Linked DNA regions of Homo sapiens: all the other regions are linked to region 3. A link is a loop called in an ENCODE intact Hi-C map of the cell type or tissue named here. Cell type or tissue: heart left ventricle. All regions are shown on one strand. Region 1 overlaps PLCB1 (phospholipase C beta 1). Region 2 overlaps PLCB4 (phospholipase C beta 4). Region 3 overlaps PAK5 (p21 (RAC1) activated kinase 5).

The links. A loop is a pair of places that touch in the nucleus more often than their neighbours do. Peaks named below come from ENCODE experiments on the same cell type or tissue, not always from the same donor. Only the 100,000 strongest peaks of a DNase experiment are listed, where the experiment ranks them.
Region 1: a loop joins it to region 3, with 8 times the contacts of the local background. A loop is called at or near these places in 20 of 110 quality-filtered maps.
Region 2: it touches region 3 in a loop (4-fold over the local background); 23 of 110 quality-filtered maps call a loop at or near these places.

The regions. Positions count from the first base shown.
Region 1 is chr20:8,747,843-8,755,842 of GRCh38, reverse strand. All of the region lies in intron 23 of PLCB1 (phospholipase C beta 1), which reads right to left. Among named protein-coding and RNA genes, the nearest start is that of RNU105B, 79 kb to the left of the region's middle. In heart left ventricle, CTCF peaks have their summits at 3,988 and 4,191 (motif pointing left); no DNase peak of the experiment used is centred here.
Region 2 is chr20:9,463,641-9,471,640 of GRCh38, reverse strand. PLCB4 (phospholipase C beta 4) reads right to left here. Exons shown (of 40, transcript NM_001377142.1): 36 at 2,969-3,070. Among named protein-coding and RNA genes, the nearest start is that of LAMP5, 47 kb to the left of the region's middle. In heart left ventricle, a CTCF peak has its summit at 3,435 (motif pointing left); no DNase peak of the experiment used is centred here.
Region 3 is chr20:9,605,324-9,613,323 of GRCh38, reverse strand. The region is part of intron 3 of PAK5 (p21 (RAC1) activated kinase 5); the gene reads left to right. It overlaps LOC105372523 (a long non-coding RNA gene), which reads right to left. Exons shown (of 3, transcript XR_937250.3): 3 at 6,150-6,227. Among named protein-coding and RNA genes, the nearest start is that of LAMP5-AS1, 94 kb to the right of the region's middle. In heart left ventricle, a CTCF peak has its summit at 3,236 (motif pointing right); no DNase peak of the experiment used is centred here.

The DNA.
Region 1 (8,000 bases), 860 kb after region 3:
TGTAACCCTCCTCATTTATCCTTTACAAACCTTTGTCTTCCTTCCCTCCCTGACTAAGCACATAATTTAGTATGCCCTATTCTTAAATAATACCATTTTCTTTTAGAGAGCATCTGTTTGTTATTTATGTTGACATAAAACAAATAAAACCTTTAAGCTTGTGGAATACTACCAATGAATAATAATAATAAATGCATTGAAACGTAAAATCTTCATTCGACACCCTCCAGCAGCTAATTCCACATACCTTATACACAGTAAACAGTTTAAAAATGTTTGTTGAATAAATGCTGATCCTTATAAAATAATTGCCTACATACTCTTTTAATGTTGCTTTTCAATATGCTAAATTCTCTGTAACTCTTTATCAGAATTGCCTTCCAAGTCCCTGGCAGGTTTTACTGACAATGAGGCTATCCCAATGTTCTACTTTGTAGCACATTTTAAAAATACATTAGGAAATATATTTTTCCAGAAGTCTTTTGGAGCCTAACATTGTGACATTTTGGCATGTGATTACAGATGAAAAATTGACCTATAATAACTTTCTTATAAAAAGTAAGATAAGAGTGAAAATAGTGACACTGATTGTCACCAGTGGCTTTTAATCTGTTTCCCAAATCATCTTTAAACCATCTTCCAAAACTGCATTAAGTGATGGCAGAACTTATTTTAATTCAACAAATCATCCCTGCTTGTTTACTACACCCTACTCAATGCTGGAAGAGCCCTTAGTAGCAGTGGCTGGACATCAGTTAGGGGAGACAGGAGACTAAACAAGTAACCGGGGCAGCCTGTATAGCTCACTATGGCAGAATCTTTCTTTTGAAAAATGACTACTTCTGATGGGTAAGTGCCAGTATGGTCACACTATTTAGTTACATCCATCAGAAAAATTCTCCCTAGAATTATATGCAAAGGGAAAGGATTGTGTATGTGTTGTTCAGCAAGACATTGCAAACTGGAAAGTCATGGTCCCAATGGAGTACATGGATGCATTTTCTTTGGCTCAACCAGTGTTGTCAAATCTTTTAATTAAGGTGATCTTATACTGAAACAATGGGTTTCTTACTTCCCTTGAAAAACTAGATTTGACTACATGGGACCTATACACCCACAGTGGGTGGTTCTTTGGCTTAAATACAGCAGGGGTAACGCTTTGCTGGCCTCCCAGCTGAAGAGGGTGCCCATGGTTACCAAACTCAGCTGCTTTAGAAAGCAGGTAGGAAGATGTCCCTATTCCGTGGGGATCTGACCTTCCCCATTATATCCAAGTTGGTTTCTAAAACCATGTGGGGAATGAACCAGATTCTTCCCAATGTGACAGCTCACTAAAATTAGCCCTCTGAAAAAGGATAGAGAAAAAGAAAATTTTGATGGAGGAAAGAATGGAAGTTAGGGAAAACCAGCTTCTGTGAAAGTAATAATGGTGGCTTTTTTTTTTTTTTTGGCAACTAAAATTAGTGTCTTGAGGTGTTAGACTGGAGGTGCATTCAAACTGGATCCAACAAGTTTATTTTTAGATTTGCATTAGGTTTTCAGATACTCCATGTAGCTGTATGCCCTTGGGAAACCAAGTTCGATTGTCAATTTGAGTCAAATAAAGGAAAAAATAAATCTCTGCTTATCAAGGGCATGTGAGACAAAGCCTCCACCTTCCAAAAAGGGACGTACTATATAAAATCAAAGACATTTTTAAAAAGCAGATAGATGTTAAGTAAACATTCAGGCAAATACTTTATGGTTGCAGTCGGGGATAAAGTGGGCACCAAGGGTTGGTGCTGGACTTTGAAGTAGGCTTTAGAGAAATGCTTAGTCCAGGGGTCACACCTGGTGATGTCTCCATGTAGAGTGGACTGTGTCACTCTTGGGACACAACCCCTAAGGATACTATTCACACTGTAGAGTAATAGGCAGTTAGTGGAAATGATAGAAACCAGTGAAGTAGATTTAATGCAATAGGGCAAAGTGAGGTCATGTCCAGAGCAGGAGAGAGACAGCCTGTAAATGGGGCAGTGGCTGCTGTTCATTTTTAGCCTATTTCCACCCAGGTTTTGAGAAAAATGGAAAAATGAAAGTTTTGAGTGAACTCTCCCAGTTTCCAATCACTGAAAAGACAAACAGAGCACATCTTCAGACTGCATTTGGCCCAGAAGTTGCCAATCTGTACCCTCTGCCAGGAGGAGCAGAGTTTGCCTGGAATTCTGAGATGGTGCAAGAGTGAGCTATGCATCCTTAGTAATGCTGAAGTGACAGGACTGTGCTGGGAACTCGGTGGGCCAGGAGCTTCTTACCTTCTCGCCCCAGTGGCCAAGCAAAGGCATAGAGAAGAGGGTCAGTAATGAGGACATTAAACACTGGGCTAAGGAATTTGGAGATCCTTGCATAGTCTGACTCTTGTCAGGGACCTCATGATTTTCTGGAGACAGATGTTATATACAAGTTAAGTCAGTGGTCCCCAGCCTTTCTGGCACCAAGGACCAGTTTCATGGAAGATAATTTTTTCATGGACCAGGGGGAGAGGAGGTTATTGAGGGGATGGTTTCAGTATGACTCAAGTGCATTACATGTATTGTGCACTTTATTTCTATTATTATTGTTACATTGTACTATATAATGAAATAATTATACAACTCACCATAATGTAGAATCAGTGAGAGCCCTGAGCTTGTTTTCTTGCAACTAGATGGTCCCATTTGGGGGTGATGGGAAACAGTAACAGGTCATCATGCATTAGATTTTCATAAGGAGCCCACAACCTAGATTTTTCACATGTGCAGTTCACAATAGGGTTCACAGTCCTATGGGAATCTAATGCCACTACTGATCTAACAGGAGGCAGAGCTCAGGGAGTAATTTGAGTGATGGGGATGAAGCTTTGCTTGCTTGCCCACCTGCTGCTTACTTCCTGCTGTGCGGGCCAGGTCCTAATAAGCTACAGACCAGTACTGGTTGGGATGCCTGAGTTAAGTAAGATTCTATAACATATACATGTGACTAATGTTTAAACTTTTTTGCTAAGGGCTGTAGACACTTTTTTTTTTTTTTTTGAGATGGAGTCTCACTCTGTCACCCAGGCTGGAGTGCAGTAGTGCAATTTTGGCTCATTGCAACCTCCACCTCCTGGGTTCAAGCGATTCTCCTGCCTCAGCCTCCCGAGTAGCTGGAATTACAGGCATGCACCACCATGCCCAGCTAATTTTTGTATTTTTAGTAGAGACGGGGTTTCACCATGTTAGCCAGGCTGGTCTCGAACTCCTGACCTCAAGTGATCCACCTGCCTCGGTCTCCCAAAGTGCTGGATTACAGGCATGAGCCACCCTGCCCAGCCCATAGGTACACATTTTAATTGATTCCATTTACCGAATGGAGACTGCAATTAGAAGTGGCTGTAGATCATCCTGGGTTAGACACTGTTATATACAACAGCTTTTTCACAGCCAGTCAGTGTAGGCAACACGCACAGTACCATAATAAAGCAAAATAATCGGAGGTGTTATTAAAAGTCTTTACTAAAAACTTTATTAAAAGTCATGTAACTTGCCAGAGGTCACACAGGAAACTGTGAACAAGTATTTGAATATGGACTATATGCTAAAGACTAAATTTTTCTATTACAGCAGTCCACTCTATGATAACAGCAGCTTAAGGAACCGTAATAATAACTTAACTTGCTGCTGAGATAGAGATGTCTACATGTAAACATAATTCTCAAAGAACTACCCTGTTGCACTAAAAAGGCATCCGTACATACAAAGTTAAATAAGTTAAGCAAAACAATGGCTGAAAAATGAAAAAAAGCACCTATAGGAGTACAATACTAAAATTGAACTTTCTGATATTATAATTGAAAGATCGAATAATTCCACTATATGGATCTGTAAGCCAAAGTGCAAAAACCAAATTCCTTATCCCACTCAAGAGAATCAGCAGAAGTCAATATTTTATTTCTCCCCCATTATTTGTTTTTATGAGTGAATAAAAATCTGGTACTGGAAATTGTGATAGAAACAGAAACTAGGAATGTCTAGTTTCTTAATTTGATTCAAAGATTTAAATTCCAATTAAGCAATTATCAAGGAAAGAAGATTCAGAAGGTGGTAGTACTTCAGTCGCATTGACTAGATTTTTCTTAGGTGGGTAGTGAAAAAAAAAGTGCAGAATGAACCACAGAAGTAAGTTCCTGCCCTCTAGTGGACAAATGCAATCATTGCAATATCTTTTTCTTCAAAATATGCCTAACTTGAATGTTAAAATTAAATATAAAAAGAATTTGTACGCTTCCTAATTCCAAAATGAACAGAAGTGCACTGAAAATAGAATACAGATGGACCAGTAAAATGGTAACTGAAAAGATCATTTTTATAAGTTCTATAGAAGGAGGAAAAGCCATTTGATGTGCTGGTTGAAAAGATTTCCGTCCTGGGCATTGAAAGTTTGGATCTGATGGTTGAGCAGCAGAGAATTAGGATTTGGAGGATTTAACTGAATGGTTAACATGGTAAGTGAAGGGCCTTTCAAATATCATATGTATTACTGGGCTATTAGAGGTGTTGGATCATGCTTTCCTTGTCTGAGTCATCTGAAGAGTGCAGTTCCGGCCGGGCGCGGTGGCTCATGCCTGTAATCCCAGCACTTTGGGAGGCCGAGGCGGGTGGATCCCGAGGTCAGGAGATCGAGACCATCCTGGCTAACATGGTGAAATCCCGTCTCTACTAAAACTACAAAAAAAAAAAAAAATTAGCCGGGCTTGGTGGTGGGCGCCTGTAGTCCCAGCTACTCAGGAGGCTGACCCAGGAGAATGGCGTGAACCCGGGAGGCGGAGCTTGCAGTGAGCCGAGATCGCGCCTCTGCACTCCAGCCTGGGCAACTGAGCAAGACTCCGTCTCAAAAAAAAAAAAAAAAAAAAGAGTGCAGTTCTTTTTACCTTATGACAGCATCTTGCTTTGGATGGGCACCACATGGGTAAGAGGTAAGGCCATCAGTTTTTCCAGCGTATTACGGGTGAGTCTCATAATTTCATCATGCAGAAATCCACCCTACTCAGGACAAATATTGTCAGAAAGTAGCTTTGTTAGAGCCAGCCTTTCCCTTAAGGAGGAGCTTCTTCAAACATGAGCACAATTTGTACCTTAAATTTCTATTAGTTGAATGAAATTAGATAATGTATCTGCCTCATATTTCTAAGAAATTCAGAATCACTTTAACAAACTTTGTCCTGCTGTATGCACTCCCAAACGTTTAGGAGTGAAGTATACTGATGTTTGCAACCTACTTTAAAATGCATCCTATTGAACCAAGATGGATAGATAAATGGATAGAGGGATTTATATGTGATCAAGTGAAAGCATCAAAATTTTAATTATGGAATCCGGGTGGCTGATATATAGGTGTTCCTTGTACAGCTCTTTCAATGTTAGCTTAGAATTTTTCATAATGAAATATGTCAAAACTCCTAATTTTGAAGAGTCTACCAGGGTGAGTTAGAAGCAAGAGACAGCTTTAATGAGCTGGATAAATTCATCTGTTGACTTCAGTTTTTTGAGCTTCTTCATTAACACCAAGTAAAGTACTTTTGGTGTTTTGCACAGTTAATGTCCAGCAAGTTCTTCCAGCGGTAACTGGAGCATGGGTTCAAGTGAATCTTGACACAGCATGGCTGTGTGTCATCATATAAGCACTCACATGAGTCAACAGCATTCACATGGTATCATTTTGTTGAACATTAGTAGCAGCTGCAATTTTACACATAGATGTATAAATTTTATAATGTCACTCTCTTCCTCCAAGTTGTAAGGGCTATGAGAGCATCTGATTTTCCTCAGCATTACATATATAATGGCCATCAGAGTGACTGACACATAGTTGGGTTTTTTTAAAAAAAAAATATTGAATGAATGCATAATTCATATTTAGTTTCCTGTTAGTACATAATAAATAGCTCTATTATTAATGGCAAAGTCCTGAAAGTAAAGAACTACCTAAATGTTATGCTAAAATAAAACAAATTTGAATGAATGAATAAATCAATGAATGAAAAGAGTGAAGATGCTGCTTTCTGCTGTCTGTAACAAGTTTGTATTTAATGCATAATAACAGCAGGTTACTCAGCAGGCTATCAAAGGGTAAAAGAACATAGCTCTGCTGACCCTTTTATATGTGTTACATATACAAACTTTAATATATGTATATAAAAAAGTTCCTACCAACTTGAATTTATTAGAAGTGTTTTGATACAGTTTACAAAGAATTCAGAAGGAATGAACTCTTGGCTGCTAGGTAGAAATCATGGATTTCTCTTTTTAAAGGAAAGTAGACCAACAACTCTTAATGTTAATTTTGTGGAAATATATCTTTGAGATTAATTAAGTCAAATCGTTTGGTACGGACTATGGTCAATCACTTGCGGGACAAATTCTGGATAATTCCCAGGAAAAGTGTCTCCTGGAGCCCTTCCCAGGTTTCTGTGATTAAGCTGTCATTTTAGAGTGGATGGAATTAATGGGTTTCATCTGGGGAGAGCCACACTCTTGCGAAAGAAAGATGCAGGGCTTCAAAGCAGCGGTTTTTAATGTGTGGTCCCCAGACCAGCATCAGCTTCACTGCAGATTGTTAGAGATGCAAATTCTTGAGTCCGCCCCAGACCTACTGAATCAGAAACTTTGGCTACGACACCCATCGATCTGTGTTTTAGGAAGCCATCTGGGTGATTCTGGTACATGCTAAAGTTTGAGAGCCCTGCTAATCCAAATATGGTCCATGGGCCATAAGCATCACCTGGAAGCTTGTTGAATATGCGGTGTTTTGTGATCTGTGCCAGACCTACTGAATCTGAATCTGCATTGTAACAAGATTCTCAAGTGATCTGTATGCACGTTGAAAAAAATAAATTTTATTGTGTAAATTCAAGGCATACAACATGATGTTATAAGATACCTATGTACAGTAAAATGGTTACTATAAGGGAACAAATAGACATATCCATCATCTCACATAGTTACCCGCTTTGTCCCCCTGTGGCAAGAACAGCTATAATCTACTCATTTAGAAAAAATTCTGACTATGATACATGATTGTTAATTATAGTCCTCACGCTGTACATTAGATTTTTTTACTTGTTCATCCTACACATTTCCTGCTTTGTATCATTTGACCCACACCTCCCCATTTCCTGCACCTGTATGCACATTAAAACTTGAGAAGCCCTGCTCTAAAGCAAAGTGAAAAACTTCATCATTAATTGGGAGCCATGATTTTATAATTGGACATGACATGGATATTGAAGTTATTGTACTCATCCCTATTTTAGGCAGATGAACCCAAAGCCCCTCATTAGAATCCATTGAAATTTTAGAAATTTTTATGGAGGATATTCGTAAAAGCAGCTGAATTGAACCAATCATTGACCAGTTTCAATTCAAGTGAATGAATGGTCTTTTCTTGATACATATTTAAAAAGACCCTAGTTCTTCAACTCATTGGCCGTTGATATTAGGCACCAAATCACTCTACCATAATGAGCAATTGTTCCCTTCTCTAAAAATGGGGATTACTATGGTTTTCCTAGTTAGGACCCAGTTTTATCCAAGGCATCCAATGAAAGTGCATTGTGAATGCCAAATCTGTACAGTATAGAAATGAAAGAGATAGCATCACTATTTAAAGGAAAACCTTTTCTTTTTACTGTATTGGATGCTTTAAAGTTCAGGGATTTTGATAAACTATTGTTTCTATAAATTAATATCTTGCAAATTTATTATTTGAGGAGGAAGATTTGAAGGAGGAAGAATTTTATTTAAAGAGAATCCAAAATAAGCTGTAAACCTCATCTTTGATTTTAGTGTCAAGTTCTTATATTGTGAATGAAATATCAAGTTTCTGTTTTGAATAATTAAATGGTATCCAAGGCCTTGGGCAAAACATTGTAACCTTATAAAAGCACTACCTTGGATTTTTTTGATGTCACATTATTTTATTGGTGGAATTCATATCATTATTAA
Region 2 (8,000 bases), 140 kb after region 3:
TGAAAAGACCTATAACTTCTTGAACTTCTGTAATAATTGCCAGTCTGTTCAGGTTTTCTCCATTTTCAGTCAGTTTTGGATATTTATATTTTTCAAAGCAATTCTCCACTCCATCTAACGTTTCAAATTTATTGGTAGTTTTTTTTAATAGTAGACTTAGTTTTTCAAAGCGTTTTTCTCTGTAGTTAATTCCCCTTTTCATTCCTAACATCACTAATTCGTGCTTTCTCTCTCTTCTTTAGTCTTGGTGAAAGTTAACTGATTTATTATTCTTTTCAAATAAGCTTTTGTTTTTCTGAATGTTCTCTATTGCATTTTGTTTTCTATTTCAGTATTTTTTGCTTTTTAAATTTATTTCTTTCCATCAGAGATCTTTGGGTTCACTCTGTTTTTCCAACTTCATATTCTCTTTGAGTGGTTAGCTCATTAATTTTCACATCTTTTAAAAAATATATGCATCTAGGCTATATTTTTCCCTCCAAATATCACTTTAACTACCCTCTACACATTGATAAATAGTGTTTACATTGTCATTCAGTTATAAATATTGGGTAATTTCTGTTAAAATGTCTTCTTTGATCTAAAAATGTAAGTATGATTTTCAGTTTCTATGTATCTTTCTTAGTGCTATGACAAATTTTTAAATTTTATTTCTCCTCAGTTTGATAAAGTGGATACAAACATACACACAGTATGGGTTTAGAATATAACTATCATTTGGTATAGAAAAATTATTTTTTAAAAAACAGCCAATTTGTAGATATTTTGGAACCACATACCACTGGATACAAACTTATAAGAGATAGCAGAGTAGGGTGACTATACTTAGCCACAAATGTATAGTACTTGGGTGATGGACAACCTAAATGCCCTGACTTGATCACTGGGCATTGTATACATGTAAAGTTTTCTCACGTACCCCCATACAGTTGCACAAATAAAAATAGAAAGTTACAACAAATAAGTACAGTTTTCAAAATAAGATAAATTTTTAAGACCCTTGCTAATTAAGTTAGCAGTAACTCCAAATTGAAGATAATTTGACCTCAACCGAGCTAAAGTCTACTTTGTAACATATTTGAAAAAGATGGTAAAAAGCTATTAATTGGCACATTTGTCATGGTTAATTCTATATTTCACTTTGGATAGTCTAAAACAGTTCAAATTCATGAGGTTTTATCATGGCTGGAATATTTGGTGTTTTCAAACTGAAGAAGGTGTCATTTCCATGTATATAAGGCCCTTAAACAAAGTTGCTTATCTGAGAATAACATCCAGAGAATGACATTTTTTCTTTTCTTTTTTTTTTTGAGATGGAGTTTTGCTCTGTTGGCCAGGCTGGAGTGCAATGGCAGGATCTCGGCTCACTGCAACCTCCGCCCCTGGGGTTCAAGCAATTCTCCTGCCTCAGCCTCCTGAGTAGCTGGGATTACAGGCAGGTACCACCACACCCAGCTAATTTTTTTGTATTTTTAGTAGAGGTGAGGTTTCACCATGTTGGTCAAGCTGGTCCCAAACTCCTGACCTCAGGTAATCTGCCCACCTCGGCCTCCCAAAGTGCTGGGATTACAGGTGTGAGCCACTGCACCTGGCTCATAAAACAGCTTTTCTCTGTTGGACTTTGGCCAAAAGGCCACCTTCTTGCTAGGTATTATTCCCCCAAAAGAAGGAACCCCACTGTCCCTAACTGCTGGTGGCGTAATCCAGGCTCTTGGTTATGGAGCTGATAGCATTTGTATTCTCAGATGTTCCTTGAGGTGGATGATGGGCAGCACTGGTGATCGCTGGGAATTAAGTGCCTATCCCTTGGGTAACATGACTATTGACAGCTCCTCAGATCCCCTTCACCAGCTGTGTCTAAAGGGCTTGCACTTGGCACCTTCTATAGAGGACACACAAACCTTCCCCCCAGTCTCAGGCGGCCAATGACTGCCTAATATGGAAACACAAAAGCCAGGTACTCTTGCTTCAAAGAGGGACAAATCTGTGGTGGAATTTTTTATTTGAGGTTACTGGGACCCTAGGTGAGACCACATCCTTGCTTAGGGCCTGCCCTGGGCCTTCCTGCTTTCTCACTCCCTTTCTCTGAAGGTCCCTTCCTCAGTGAATCACAAGCACATCAATTCCTGCCTTGATCTGCTTCCAGAAAACTCACCTAACATAAGGACAAATGAGACAAATGGGATGGGGGCTTTCAAGATGATCCCATGTGAAGGACTACTGAAGAAGACCGCCCTCCTGACTGTTGCTGCTATTCAGAACTGGCCCATCCAGAACGGACTGACACCTGAGCAGGGGAGAGGCTTGCAGAATGACCCAGTGGAACCTGGGAAGGATGCTTCAGAATTATATTGATTATAGGCTGGGCGCAGTGGCTCACGCCTATAATCCCAGCACTTTGGGAGGCTGAGGCGGGCAGATCACTTGAGGTCAGGAGTTCAAGACCAGTGTGGCCAACATGGTGAAACCCCATCTCTCCTAAAAATACAAAAATTAGCCAGGTGTGGTGGTGCATGCCTGTAATCCCAGCTACTAGGGAGGCTCAGGCAGGAGAATCGCTCAAACCCAGGCAGAGGTTGCAGTGAGCTGAGATTGTGCCACTGCACTCTAGCATGGGTAATAAAGCAAGACTCCATCTCAAAACAAACAAGCAAAAAAAAAAATGAATAAAATAAAAAAAAGAATTATATTATTATGTCATATTTTATGCAACTTTGTTTGTAAAGCAGCACATATATATTGAATGTAAACTAATTTTACTGGTGGTAGTAAGCAACCAGAAAATGTGGACGATTGTTCTACAGTGATAATAACAAATCTCCATTGCAGTTATAATAGCAGAATTCCTAGTCAAAAGCCACAAGTGTTTTGCTGTCTCAGTTGTGTGTGTGTGTACACACATAAAGAAAGTTGAGACTGTGTCCTCAAGTCAATGCCATATTCCTGCAGTGAACACTCTCAGACTTACCTTTCCCGTTCTGCTTTATTCTTGATAGATTTATCTTGGCTGATGGCTTTGCTATTTTCCATAGAAATCTTAGCCTGGTGTGCTCGCATTTCCTTGCTTTCCCTATGTATTAAAAACAAGAAAACAAACAGGGAGGGGGGATGGAGAGTTTGTGTTTAATGGGTAGAGAGATTCACCTGGGGAAAATGAGAAAGTTCTAGAGGTGGGTGGCAGTGACGGGTACACAACAAAGTGAATGTACTTAATGTCATGCACTTAATGGTTACAACAGTAAAGTTTACATTTTATATATATAGACATAATTTAAGCATGGAAAAAAACAAAAATACTTCTGTTTATAGCAATATGACTAGGCTCACTCCTCTCACTCTTCTTTTTTTTTCTTTCTATTATTGAGCTCATCGACTTCTGTATTTTGGAAAAAGGAGGGACGGGACCCCAAGCTATGTGGATGCTGATCCTTGAGGGGCAGTGGCCACCTAGTGGTGAAGTGACAGTGATGGCCTGTGATGAGGAGACAGTATTTTTGCCCATAAATATAAAGATCTCAGTTTTGCTTCATATTATTTGGGATCAGATGGGCTGGAAGAGAGAGAGAAAATGTTCTAACCATCACAAACGGCCTTCCTGTTTCTATCAGCCACAGGAATGAAAGGGACTAAATGGTTTCAAGTAAGCACAGGGAATAGCAAAAAAGTAGGTTTGCAGGTGACCAACCACTGCATGTGGGAATGCATGTGTATGCATGACACACATGCATTAAAGGAATAAAACTTAAAATGCTACATAGTATATTATTACAAAAATTTTTTTCTATAACCTATGGAGATCTATTGAAAGCACTGCCTGGAAACCAGCATACAAGCAGTCAGGTTACCTAGGCACTGCTATTTGCTCTGCATCCAAAGAGATGGGCAATACTGAACTGGAGAGTTGCTCACTCAGCTACCCTAGAGCCACTCCAGCAGGAACATGTATAGAAACTCTGGACACAAGAAGATCACTCTCAGATTTTACCATAACTTGTTAGGAAATTGACCTTTCTGTATTCATTCATTCAACAAACACCAATGACCAAACGTTGCTGACAAATGTCAAGAAAGCAAAGATTTTTAACCAAGAATAATAGTTGTGATCATGAGGAAGAAACACAACCACCAGGGGTTTGAGAAAAAGCTAAAATACTGCTGTTGCTTTGAAAAGTGCTTCTGCCATGGATTTATTTTATTTATTTATTTATTTTTTATTATACTTTAAGTTCTAGGGTGCATGTGCACAACGTGCAGGATTGATACATAGGTATACATGTGCCATGTTGGTTTGCTGCACCCATCAACTCGTCATTTACATTAGACATTTCTCCTAATGCTATCCCTCCCCCAGTCCCCCACCCTCCAAAAGGCCCGGTGTGTGACGTTCCCTACCCTGTGTCCAAGTGTTCTCACTGTTCAATTCCCACCTATGAGTAAGAACATACGGTGTTTGGTTTTCTGTCCTTGTGATAGTTTGCTGAGAATGATGGTTTCCAGCTTCATCCATGTCTCTGCAAAGGACATGAACTCATCCTTTTTTATGGCTGCATAGTATTCCATGTTGTATATGTGCCACATTTTTTTAATCCAGTCTATCACTGATGGACATTTGGGTTGGTTCCAAGTCTTTGCTATTGTCAATAGTGCCACAATAAACACATGTGTGCATGTGTCTTTATAGTAGCATGGTTTATAATTCTCTGGGTATATACCCAGTAATGGGATTGCTGGGTCAAATGGGATTTCTAGTTCTAGATCCTTGAGGAATCGCCACACTGTCTTCCACAATCGTTGAACAAATTTACACTCCCACCAACAGTGTAAAAGCGTTCCTATTTCTCCACGTCCTCTCCAGCATCTGTTGTTTCCTGACTTTTTAATGATCGCCATTCTAACTGGCGTGAGATGGCAACTCTTGTGGTTTTGATTTGCATTTCTCTGATGACCAGTGATGATGAGCATTTTTTCATGTGTCTGTTGGCTGCATAAATGTCTCCTTTTGAGAAGTGTCTGTTCATATCCTTTGCCTACTTTTTGATGGGGTTGTTTTTTTCTTGTAAATTTGTTTGAGTTCTTTGTAGATTCTGGATATTAGCCCTTTGTCAGATGGGTAGACTGCAAAAATTTTCTCCCATTCTGTGAGTTGCCTGTTCACTCTAATGGTAGTTTCTTTTGCCATGCAGAAGCTCTTTAGTTTAATTAGATCCCATTTGTCTGTTTTGGCTTTGGTGGCCATTGCTTTTTGTTTTAGTCATGAAGTCCTTGCCCATGCCTATGTCCTGAATGGTATTGCCTAGGTTTTCTTCTAGGGCTTTTATGGTTTTAGGTCTGACATTTAAGTCTTTAATCCATCTTGAATTAATTTTTGTATAAGGTGTAAGGAAGGGATCCAGTTTCAGCTTTCTACATATGGTTAGACAGTTTTCCCAGCACCATTTATTAAATAGGGAATCCTCTCCCCATTTTTTGTTTTTGTCAGGTTTGTCAAAGATCAGATGGTTGTAGATGTGTGGTGTTATTTCTAAGGGCTCTGTTCTGTTCCATTGGTCTATATCTCTGTTTTCGTACTAGTACCATGCTGGTTTGGTTACTGTAGCCTTGTAGTATAGTTTAAAGTTGGGTAGCATGATGCCTCCAGCTTTGTTCTTTTTGCTTAGGATTGTCTTGGCAATGAGGGCTCTTTTTTGGTTCCATATGAACTTTAAAATAGTTTTTTCCAATTCTGTGAAGAAAGTCATTGGTAGCTTGATGGGGATGGCATTGAATCTATAAATTACCTTGGGCAGTATGGGCATTTTCACGATACTGATTCTTCCTATCCATGAGCATGGAATGTTCTTCCATTCATTTCTGTCCTCTTTTATTTCATTGAGCAGTGGTTTGTAGCTCTCCTTGAAGAGGTCCCTCACATCTCTTGTAAGTTGGATTCCTAGGTATTTTATTCTCTTTGTAGCAAATGCAAATGGAAGCTCACTCATGATTTGGCTCTCTGGTTGTCTGTCATTGGTGTATAGGAACGCTTGTGATTTTTGCACATTGATTTTGTATCCTGAGACTTTGCTGAAGTTGCTTATCAGCTTGAGGAGATTTGGGGCTGAGATGAAGGGGTTTTCTAAATATACTATCATGTGATGTGCAAACAGGGACAATTTGACTTCCTCTTTTCCTAAATGAATACCCTTTATTTCTTTCTCTTGCCTGATTGCCCTGGCCAGAACTTCCAACACTATGTTGAATAGGAGTGGTGACAGAGGGCATCCTTGTCTTGTGCCAGTTTTCAGAGGGAATGCTTCCAGTTTTTGCCCATTCAGTATGACATTGGCTGTGGGTTTGTCATAAATAGCTCTTATTAATTTGAGATACATTCCATCAATATCTAGTTTATTGAGAGTTTTTAGCATGAAGGCCTGTTGAATTTTGTTGGCCTTTTCTGCATCTATTGAGATAATCATGTGGTTTTTGTTATTGGTTCTGTTTACGTGATGGATTACATTTATTGATTTGCATATGTTGAACCAGACTTGCATCCCAGGGATGAAGCCGACATGATCATGGTGGTTAAGCTTTCTGATGTGCTGCTGGATTTGGTTTGCCAGTATTTATCTTATTGAGGATTTTTGCATGGATGTTCATCAGGGATATTGGTCTAAAATTCTCTTTTTTTGTTGTGCCTCTGCCAGGCTTTGGTATCAGGATGATGCTGGCCTCATAGAATGAGTTAGGGAGGATTCCCTCTTTTTCTGTTGATTGGAATAGTTTCAGAAGGAATGGTATCAGCTCCTCTTTGTATCTCTGGTAGAATTCGGCTGTGAATCTGTCTGGTCCTGGACTTTTTTTGATTGGTAGGCTATTAATTATTGCCTCAACTTTAGAGCCTGTTATTGGTCTATTCAGAGATTCAACTTCTTCCAGGTTTAGTCTCGGGAGGGTGTATGTGTCCAGGAATTTATCCATTTCTTCTAGATTTTCTAGTTTATTTGCATAGAGGTGTTTATAGTATTCTCTGATGGTAGTTTGTATTTCTGTGGGATCGGTGGTGATATCTCTTTTATCATTTTTTTATTGCATCTTTTTTATTCTTCTCTCTTTTCTTCTTTATTAGTCTTGCTAGCAGTCTATCAATTTTGTTGATCTTTTCAAAAAACCAGCTCCCGGATTCATTGATTTTTTTGAAGGGTTTTTTGTGTCGCTATCTCTTTCAGTTCTGCTCTGATCTTAGTTATTTCTTGCCTTCTGCTAGCTTTGGAATTTGTTTGCTCTTGCGTCTCTAGTTCTTTTAATTGTGACGTTAGGGTGTCAATTTTATATCTTTCCTGCTTTCTCTTGTGGGCATTTAGTGCTATAAATTTCCCTCTACACACTGCTTTAAATGTGTCCCAGAGATTCTGGTATGTTGTGTCTTTGTTCTCATTGGTTTCAAAGAACATCTTTATTTCTGCCTTCATTCCATTATTTACCCAGTAGTCATTCAGGAGCAGGTTGTTCTGTTTCCATGTAGTTTTGCAGTTTTGAGTGAGTTTCTTAATCCTGAGTTCTAATTTGATTGCACTGTGGCCTGAGAGATAGTTTGTTGTGATTTCTGTTCCTTTACATTTGCTGAGGAGTGCTTTACTTCCAATTATGTTGTCAATTTTAGAATAAGTGTGATGTGGTGCTGAGAAGAATGTATATTCTGTTGATTTGGGGTGGAGAGTCCTGTAGATGTCTATTAGGTCTGCTTGGTGAAGAGCCGAGTTCAAGTCCTGGATATCTTATTAACCTTCTGTCTCATTGATCTGTCTAATATTGACAGTGGGGTGTTAAAGTCTCCCATTATTATTATGTGGGAGTCTAAGTCTCTTTGTAGGTCTCTAAGGACTTGCTTTATGAATCTGCATGCTCCTGTATTGGGTGCATATATATTTAGGATAGTTAACTCTTCTTGTTGAATTGATCCCTTTACCATTATGTAATGGCCTTCTTTGTCTCTTTTGATCTTTGTTGGTTTAAAGTCTGTTTTA
Region 3 (8,000 bases):
ATCCTCCTGTCTGCCTCTCCAAATTTGGAGGAGCAGTTTGCCCTGTGGCCTTACTTCTCTGACAGAACTAAGAAGATTCTTGAAATTTTCTGTTTGTTTAGTTTTTAAATTATTGTTAGGATGGCATGGCAACCTCCAAGCTTCCTACGTGTCACTGGAAAATGGACATCCCATCTGTTTTTGTCAATAAAGTTTTATTGGAATACAACCACACTCATTCATTTCTACATTTTCTATTGCCACTTCTGTGCTGTGGCAGAGTAGTTAAGTAGTTGCCACAGAGACTTGATGGCCCACAAAACCTAAAATATTAGCTCTTTGGACTTTTGTAGACAATTTTTCATCATGTCTGTTCTAGGTAATAGGGATTGAATAATAGGTAAAATAAAGTCTATTTTTAATAGATTGTATAGTCTAATGGGGGGGGAGATACAGTAAAAACTAATAAACATCACGTGGTGATAAATGTCATGAGGAAACTAGAGAAAAGGGGAAAAAGTGACAGGGTAATGGGGTGGTCCAAGAAGGTAAAGTAACATTTCAGCAAAGATGAGAATGGGTTGAGGGAGCGCCTCTGGGGGTAGCTGGGTGATATGGTTTGGATCTTTGTAACCTGCTCAAATCTCATGTTGCATTGTAATCACTCATGTTGGAGCCTGGGCCTGGTGGGAGGTGATTGGATCGGGGGGGTGGAGTTCTCACGAACGGTTTAGCACCAACCGTCTTGGTACTGTCCTCATGATAATGAGTGAGTTCTTGCAAGATCTGGTTGTTTACAAATGTGCGGCCCCTCCCCACTCTCTCTCTTGCTCCTGCTCTGGCCATGTGACATGGCTGTTTCTCCTTTGCCTTCTGCTGTGATTGTAAGTTTCCTGAGGTCTCCCCAGAAGCTGAGCAGATGCCAGACTTATGCTTCCTGTACAGCCTGCAGAACCTTGAACCAATTAAGCCTCTTTTCTTTATAAATTACCCAGTCTCAGGTGTTTCTTTATAGCAGTGTGAGAACGGCCAAATACACTGAGAAATATGTTCTCCAGACGGAGACGACATTAAGAGGAAATGCGCTAAGTGTGCCAGGAGGAACAACAGACAGGGCCCAGTGAGAACTGGAGCCGCGTGTAGGAGCTGAGGGCAGGGCGGCCCCAGAGGACGGGCCTCATTGAGAGCATTAGATTTGGGGGTCTGCTGTCTGCTCTGTTTCAGTGTCTAATCAGTACATATCCCTGCAGCATTTTCCATGGGGGGCCAGACACCCTGTGCCTCAGGGGCATGGGGGTGGCAGAATGACATTGTTTTGCCTGCAAAGAGGAGAACAGAGTTTTTCAGGACGGCTCCCTAGAAGAGACATCACAGTGGTAGTTCCTGCACAAAGAATTTATGGAGGAAGTGTTCCCAAGAAAAACTAGTAATTGCATGAAGGAAATAGGCAGGAAAGGGACAAAAGTGAGTAATGGACAGTCTCAAGTAAATTCCCACCTCTGTCTGATTCCCAGGGAGCTCTGGAGCACAAGTAACTCCTTAGACTTTCTTCTCTCTTGAGGCAGAGTTGGGCTCTCACACTCCCATATAGGGAGGGAAAAACTTTTTCCACTGTCTTCTGGGTTCTTCAGCTGAGGCCCTGCAAATTAGAGTTATGAAAGATAGGTGAAGAACAACAATAAAAACAAACAGACAGGCTGAAGTTTATTAGCACGTGCAGCTTGCATATACACGGGAGAACTCCGTGGTGAGTAACTCAAAGGGGTGACTAGACCTTGGGGCTTATATGGCATCTTAACAAAGATGGATAATTTTGTAGAGAAGTGACAAGAAAAGAGCTTTTGATGATTGGGGTGGCAAATTGTGGGAAGGTAAACACATGGGGAAACATATAAAAGATAGGGTTAGTGAGTAAGGTGTGTTTGTGTAGACTCTCTCAGTACCATCTCTTCTCTGATAATAAGGCCGTTATCCCCTTCCTGGAATGGCAGTTTGGGTGGGGGCAGGGACACCTTCACAACAGGACTTTATGTTCTGTTTTTGGGCAGATAGGAGGAGAGTAGAGAGTTCATTCTGAATCCACTTTTTCTCAATTGCCTCCACTTAAAATAATTCCTATTCCAGAGTGGCATATTACTCCCCGGCATTACCACTTCTCTGCCTATGCAGGCAAAGGGATTCCAATAGGCCAAGAACAGTCCATTGGAGATGAATATCTTGGTCCTTTCCTGCTGCTGTAACAAAATACAGGGAATGGAAAATTTACCAACAATAAAAATTTATTTCTCGCAGTTCTGGAGGCTGGAAGTCTAGGATCAAGGTGCTAGCAGGTTTTGCGTCTGGTGAGGGCACAGTCTGCTTCCGAGATGTCCATTTGAATGAGCACTGAAGGACAAAAAGGCCAAAAGGGGCAAAGGCCATGTCCTCTCGTGGCAGAAGAGATGGAGGGGAAATGGGCCCACCTAGCTCCCTTAACCTTTTATAAGGGCACTAATCTCATTCATGACATAGCCACCTCCTGACAGCCCCACCTCACACTGGGATTTCACTCCCAACCTGTGAAATGTGGAGGGACACATACATTCAAATGACAGCAATAAATTACGGGCACAGACCATTAGAAACAAAGCACACAGATGCCGAGGGAGGGACACGCCAGAACAGTTAAAGAAATCCAAGCGCATCTATGTAGCCTGTCAACAGAGTCTGCTACAAAGACCAAAAAGGAAATGCCTTAGGATCTTTTGCACATGCCGACATCTTATATTTGCCTATTTGTTAATTCAAGCATCAGGTACATCCCTTGTTTGCTATTTGGCTAAATATATTAATATATATGATCTTAAGTAATAATGCTGCAAGCACACTGCACCATGCAGAATCGGTCTACAGTCATGGGATGGAACCACATCAAAACCCCATGCCCAGCAGTTTTGTTTTAGAATTCCAGAGAAACACAACAGAGATAGCTGCCAGTACAGGCTTACTGTGCAAGGCCACATTCAAGCTCTACCTAGGGGCAGCATGCAAGGGAAGTGTTTAGTAATGATTATCTGGAGGATGCAAGCTAATTCTTCCATTTCTTTGATGCCTTCCATAGTGGCTATACCAATTCTGAAGACATTCAATATAAAAATAACTGTGAAGTTTATTAGCCAATTATATACATTCGGCTTTGCGTATGGCGGTGTGATTTCAGCTCTCACCAAGATACTTTCAGGAAGATGACTTTAAGACCTTGCGGTTGCTTTTATCTATCTTCACACCAGGGGGCAGGCTTGAGTCGTTTTTAATTCCTTTGTGTGTTGTTCTTAGAAAACAAAGGCTGTGTCTTATTTAAAACAAAACAAAACAAAAGCTACTACACTTGGTTACCTCAAAGGAAAAGTACCATTTGGCACTTACTTCTACCGTCACAGGCTGATTACAGACCTTCCATAGAATGGATTTAGAGTGTTACATATCCATCTGTCCTGTCTGGATTTCTTTCCACTCCATTTGGAACCATTTTTGAGGATCCATTTGAATTTTAAACAGGAAGACATAATGTCTATGCTAAAGTTCCACCGACTAATATACAGGCCAAAGTTTCCAAATTCCTAAAATTGAAAATTTGTCAAAATTTATAGTCATTTTTAATGTTTTGTGTTGCTGGTGTAAAATCTTCCAGGATAGTATGGCCAGTGCCCAAATGCAAAAACACCCTCATGTTCCTGCCTCTGATGGCTTTGACCACTGGTGGCTGAGGGTTGGCAGCAGAACTCCAGGACTGTGCCTTTGGTGGACTCATTTGCTCCATGTGACCCCCACCATAAACGCAGGCCTTGCAGAAGGAAAGGAAGAGTTTGCATCTCGGCCTGCTCTGTCCCCTTGAGTGTCTTTGCCTGGAAATTGTCAGTGTTTTCACACTTATGTTTTGCCCTCGACCTGGATATGTGGGCACCTATGCGAGGTTAAACTGTGATACTTTGATTTTCATCAATCTGGAAAGTGGTGGCACTAGCTCAGTTGCTTAGGGCAGGACAAACGGGGTTGCAACTGCAGGTGATGTCTTCATTTGACTCATTCTCTTGGCTGTGACTCTACCTGAAAGCCAACTCATCAGCTTGCAAATTACAGCCACTGAACTGGGCCTGGGGAGGCAAAGGCAAGTCTGTCTTCATTACTAGAGAGGCTGTGTAAAGTGCTTTCCCCTTCCCACCCAGCATCATGTGGTTGCCAATGCCTTGTTACACAAAGCCCAGGTGTCTGACTGCAAAGAGAAGCGGTTCTCTCATCCTGAGCCCTTCCACCAGGGGGTTGAATTCATATGTTCCCGACAATAAGTACAACTTGGTGAAGAGGCATCACTAATTCACGAAATCTGCAGATACGTTGCTTTATTCTTCATCATGTTGAAGATCCTTCATTTCTAAGGTTTTCCTTTTCTCTTCTTTTATTCTTGTTGCCATCACCAGCTGCATCAGATAGATGAAGGAGCAGCAGCTGGACAGTTTAATTTATTAGGGCTGTCAGGGCCAATCTACTGCTGATAATAGAACACAGTAGAAGTGGATCTGTCTAGTAAAGCACATTTAATCTAAATGATTCAAATAGTGTTTCAGCAGCTTCCTATAAATTAATTCATTTTAGAATCCCCCTATTAACTTGCTTTTAATTTCAGAATATGTGCACATTGCACACACATTTTTCTCTTAAAAATACCCTGTCTGCTCATGCAGAGAAGATATTTGATATTTAAAATATTTTTCCTCTGATTTTGAAAACAAGATTGAAAGTCAAATTAAAAGACATCACTTGAGATCATGGATGTCTGAACACCATGTCTTACCTAGAGACAATGGAGGATTACTTGCCAGTTCAAATCCACACCAGGAAGGAATGCTTCCACCTCAAGTTTTGGACTGACTGGCTGTCCTCCAAGCGCTGGAGTCCTCTTGGCTAAGGCATTCATAGAAACTTCCTAACTTTTCATTATTTCAAATAATCTCAAATTTACAGAAAAGTTACAAGTACCATATAAAGAACTTTATGTCCTGAATCTATTAAGTTGCCAACCTGACATTCTGTCATTCCAAATACCATAGTGTGTTACCTACCTGCTATAGAATGAATACTTGTATCCCTCCAAAATTTGTATGTTGAAATCCTTACCCTCAGTGTGGTGATATTTGGAGGTGGGGCCTTTGGCAGGTGATTGATTAGGTCAATAAGGGCAGAGCCCTTATGAATGGTATTAGAGTCCCTGTCAAAGAGACCCCATACAGCTCCCTTGTGTGAGGTTATAGTGAGAAGATGGCTGTCTGTGAACCAGGAAGTGTGCCCTCACCAGACACTGTTCCTGCTAGCACCTTGATCTTGGAATTCCCAGCCTCCAGAACTGTGAGAAATAGATTTCTATTGTTTAAAAGCCACTCAGTCTGTGACATTCTGTTAAAGCAGTCTAAATCGACTAATAGTACCAAAAAGAAGCATCATTTTCTTTTTCTCCTTTTCTTTTTTCTTTTCTTTTTTTTTAGACAGAGTCTTGTTGCATTGCCCAGGCTGGAGGGCAGTGGCATGAAGATCATATCTCACTGTAGCCTCAACCTCCCACGCTCAAGTAATCCTCCCACCTTAGCCTCCGGAGTAGCTGGGACTGCAGGCACATGCTACCTACCATGCCTGGCTAATTTTTTAAAATATTTTTTGTAGATACAGGGTCTCCCTAGTCTGGTCTTTAATTCCTGGGCCCAAGTGATCCTCCCACCTTGGCCTCCCAAAGTGCTGGGATTACAGGTGTGAGCCGCCATGCCTGCGTTTTCTACACAGCCACATGCCACCATCAACATTAAGACATTAACACTGAGACCTTACTGCCACTTATTTATCAGGTCCCAAGAAGGTTCTCCAGTTGCCCTAATAATGAAGATCCAATTGAAAGTCACATGTTGCATATTTTGTCATATCTCTTTTTAGTCTTATTGATTCCAGAACAGTTCCTCAGCCTTTCTTTATATTGGCCTTGGCACTTCTGAAGAGCACAGGCCAGTTGTTTTACAGAATGTCCCTCCATTTTCCTTTGGCTGACACTTTCTCATAGTCAGGTTCAGGTGATGCACCTTTGGCAGGACTATCAGAGAAGCCATAGTGGGCTGCACCATTGTTCCAGATTCAGTGTGTTTCATGGCTGGCGGCGCTCACTCTGATCACTCAGTCGAACATGGTGTCTGCCAGGCTTTTCAACTCCAACGTTACTCTTTTCCCCTCTGTAATTAGAAGGTATGGGAGGAGGAAGTTAGTAGAGAATATGAAATATAGACTTTCATTTTTAAAACATAAATCAGCAAAAGATCTTTTATATCAAATTTTAGTTAATTTTCTAAAATTGATTGGCTTTCTTAAGTCTCTTTGTTCTAGATGCACACAGAAGGAAATTATCTCTTGGTGTCTCTGTTTCTCATTTCATGGGGAGGCAGGTCCTACAATGCTTGAAAACCAAGGCCTATACTCTCTCACCCCTATGTTTTTAAGTTTTAATTGACATTTAATGTATTCTTTAAGTGCACAAGTTATGAAGTGTACAGCCCAACACATTTTCACAAAGGAAACACATCAGATCAAGAATCACGATGTTATAGACCCACCCCAGCAGATTCTCACCTTGTGTCTGCTTCCATTCTCAATCACCTCCATGGGTCACCGTTGCCAACTATACATTTTGCTGGTTTTTGAACTTAATTTTCATGGAATTCTTTAGTACCTGTATGATTGTGCCTGATTTCTTTCACTCAACATTATGATTATGAGATTCAGCCTTATTCATGCCACTGTATATAATTGTAGTTATTGCCCCTCCTGGGCTACGGTCCACATGTGGGGTCTTTTACTCCTTCCTTCACTTGACAAGCACCTGTGTATTAGTCCATTCTCACACTGCTACAAAAAATTAACTAAGACTGGGTAATTTATAAAGAAAAGAGTAATTGGCTCACCTCCTCTGCAGGCTGCACAGGAAGCATGATGCTGGCATCTACTTGGTGTCTGGGGAGGCCTCAGAAAACTTACAATCATCGGGGAAGGCAGAGGTGGAGCAGATACATCACATGGCTAGAGCAGGAGGAAGAGAGGGCGGCAGGAGGTGCCACACACTTTTGAAGACTGAGATCTTGTGAGAACTCACTCATTATCATGAGAATAGTACCAAGGGGATGGCACTAAATCATTCATGAGAAGTTCACCCCCCATGATCCAGTCACCTCCCACCGGGCCCTACCGCCAACATTGGAGATTACTATTTGACATGAAATTTGGGCAGGGACACAGATCCAAATCATATCAACCTACTAAGCATCCAGAAATTTAAGTAAAGTGAGTAACACTGGTGCTTACACTTTTGACCATCTAGTCTGTCTAAATTCTCTTCACTTTTTTTTGAGATGGAGTCTCGCTCTGTCACCCAGGCTGGAGTGCAGTAGCGCCATCTCGGCTCACTGCAACCTCCACCTCCAAGGTTCAAGCCATTCTCCCACCTCAGCCTCCCCAGTAGCTGGTATTACAGCTGCATGCCACCACACCCGGCTGATTTTTTGTACTTTTAGTAGAGACGGGGTCTTACCATGTTGACCAGGCTGGTCTCTAACTCCTGGTCTCGAGTGATCCGCCTGCCTTGGCCTCACAAAGTGTTGGGATTAAAGGCATGAGTCACCTTGCCTGGCAATTCTCTTCACTTTTAACCCAGTGGGGAAGCAATAGTAGTTGTCCACTGTATACCTGACACTGTGCCAGGTGTTAACACATACCATGTCTCACTTAATCCTTCCTCCAATCTAGCAATATATCATTATGTCTGTTTTTTAGGGAAGGAATCTGATATTTACAGAGAGGTTTCCATAGTTCGCATAAGACCTTATAGTTAGGTGACAGAGCAGATATTCAAACCTACATCTATCCATGTGCAAAGCTGGCTACAGCAGTCATGAAGATGCCCTGCTTCATATCCCCTGAACACACCTGAGTTTACCTGCAGCTTTGGTGGACTC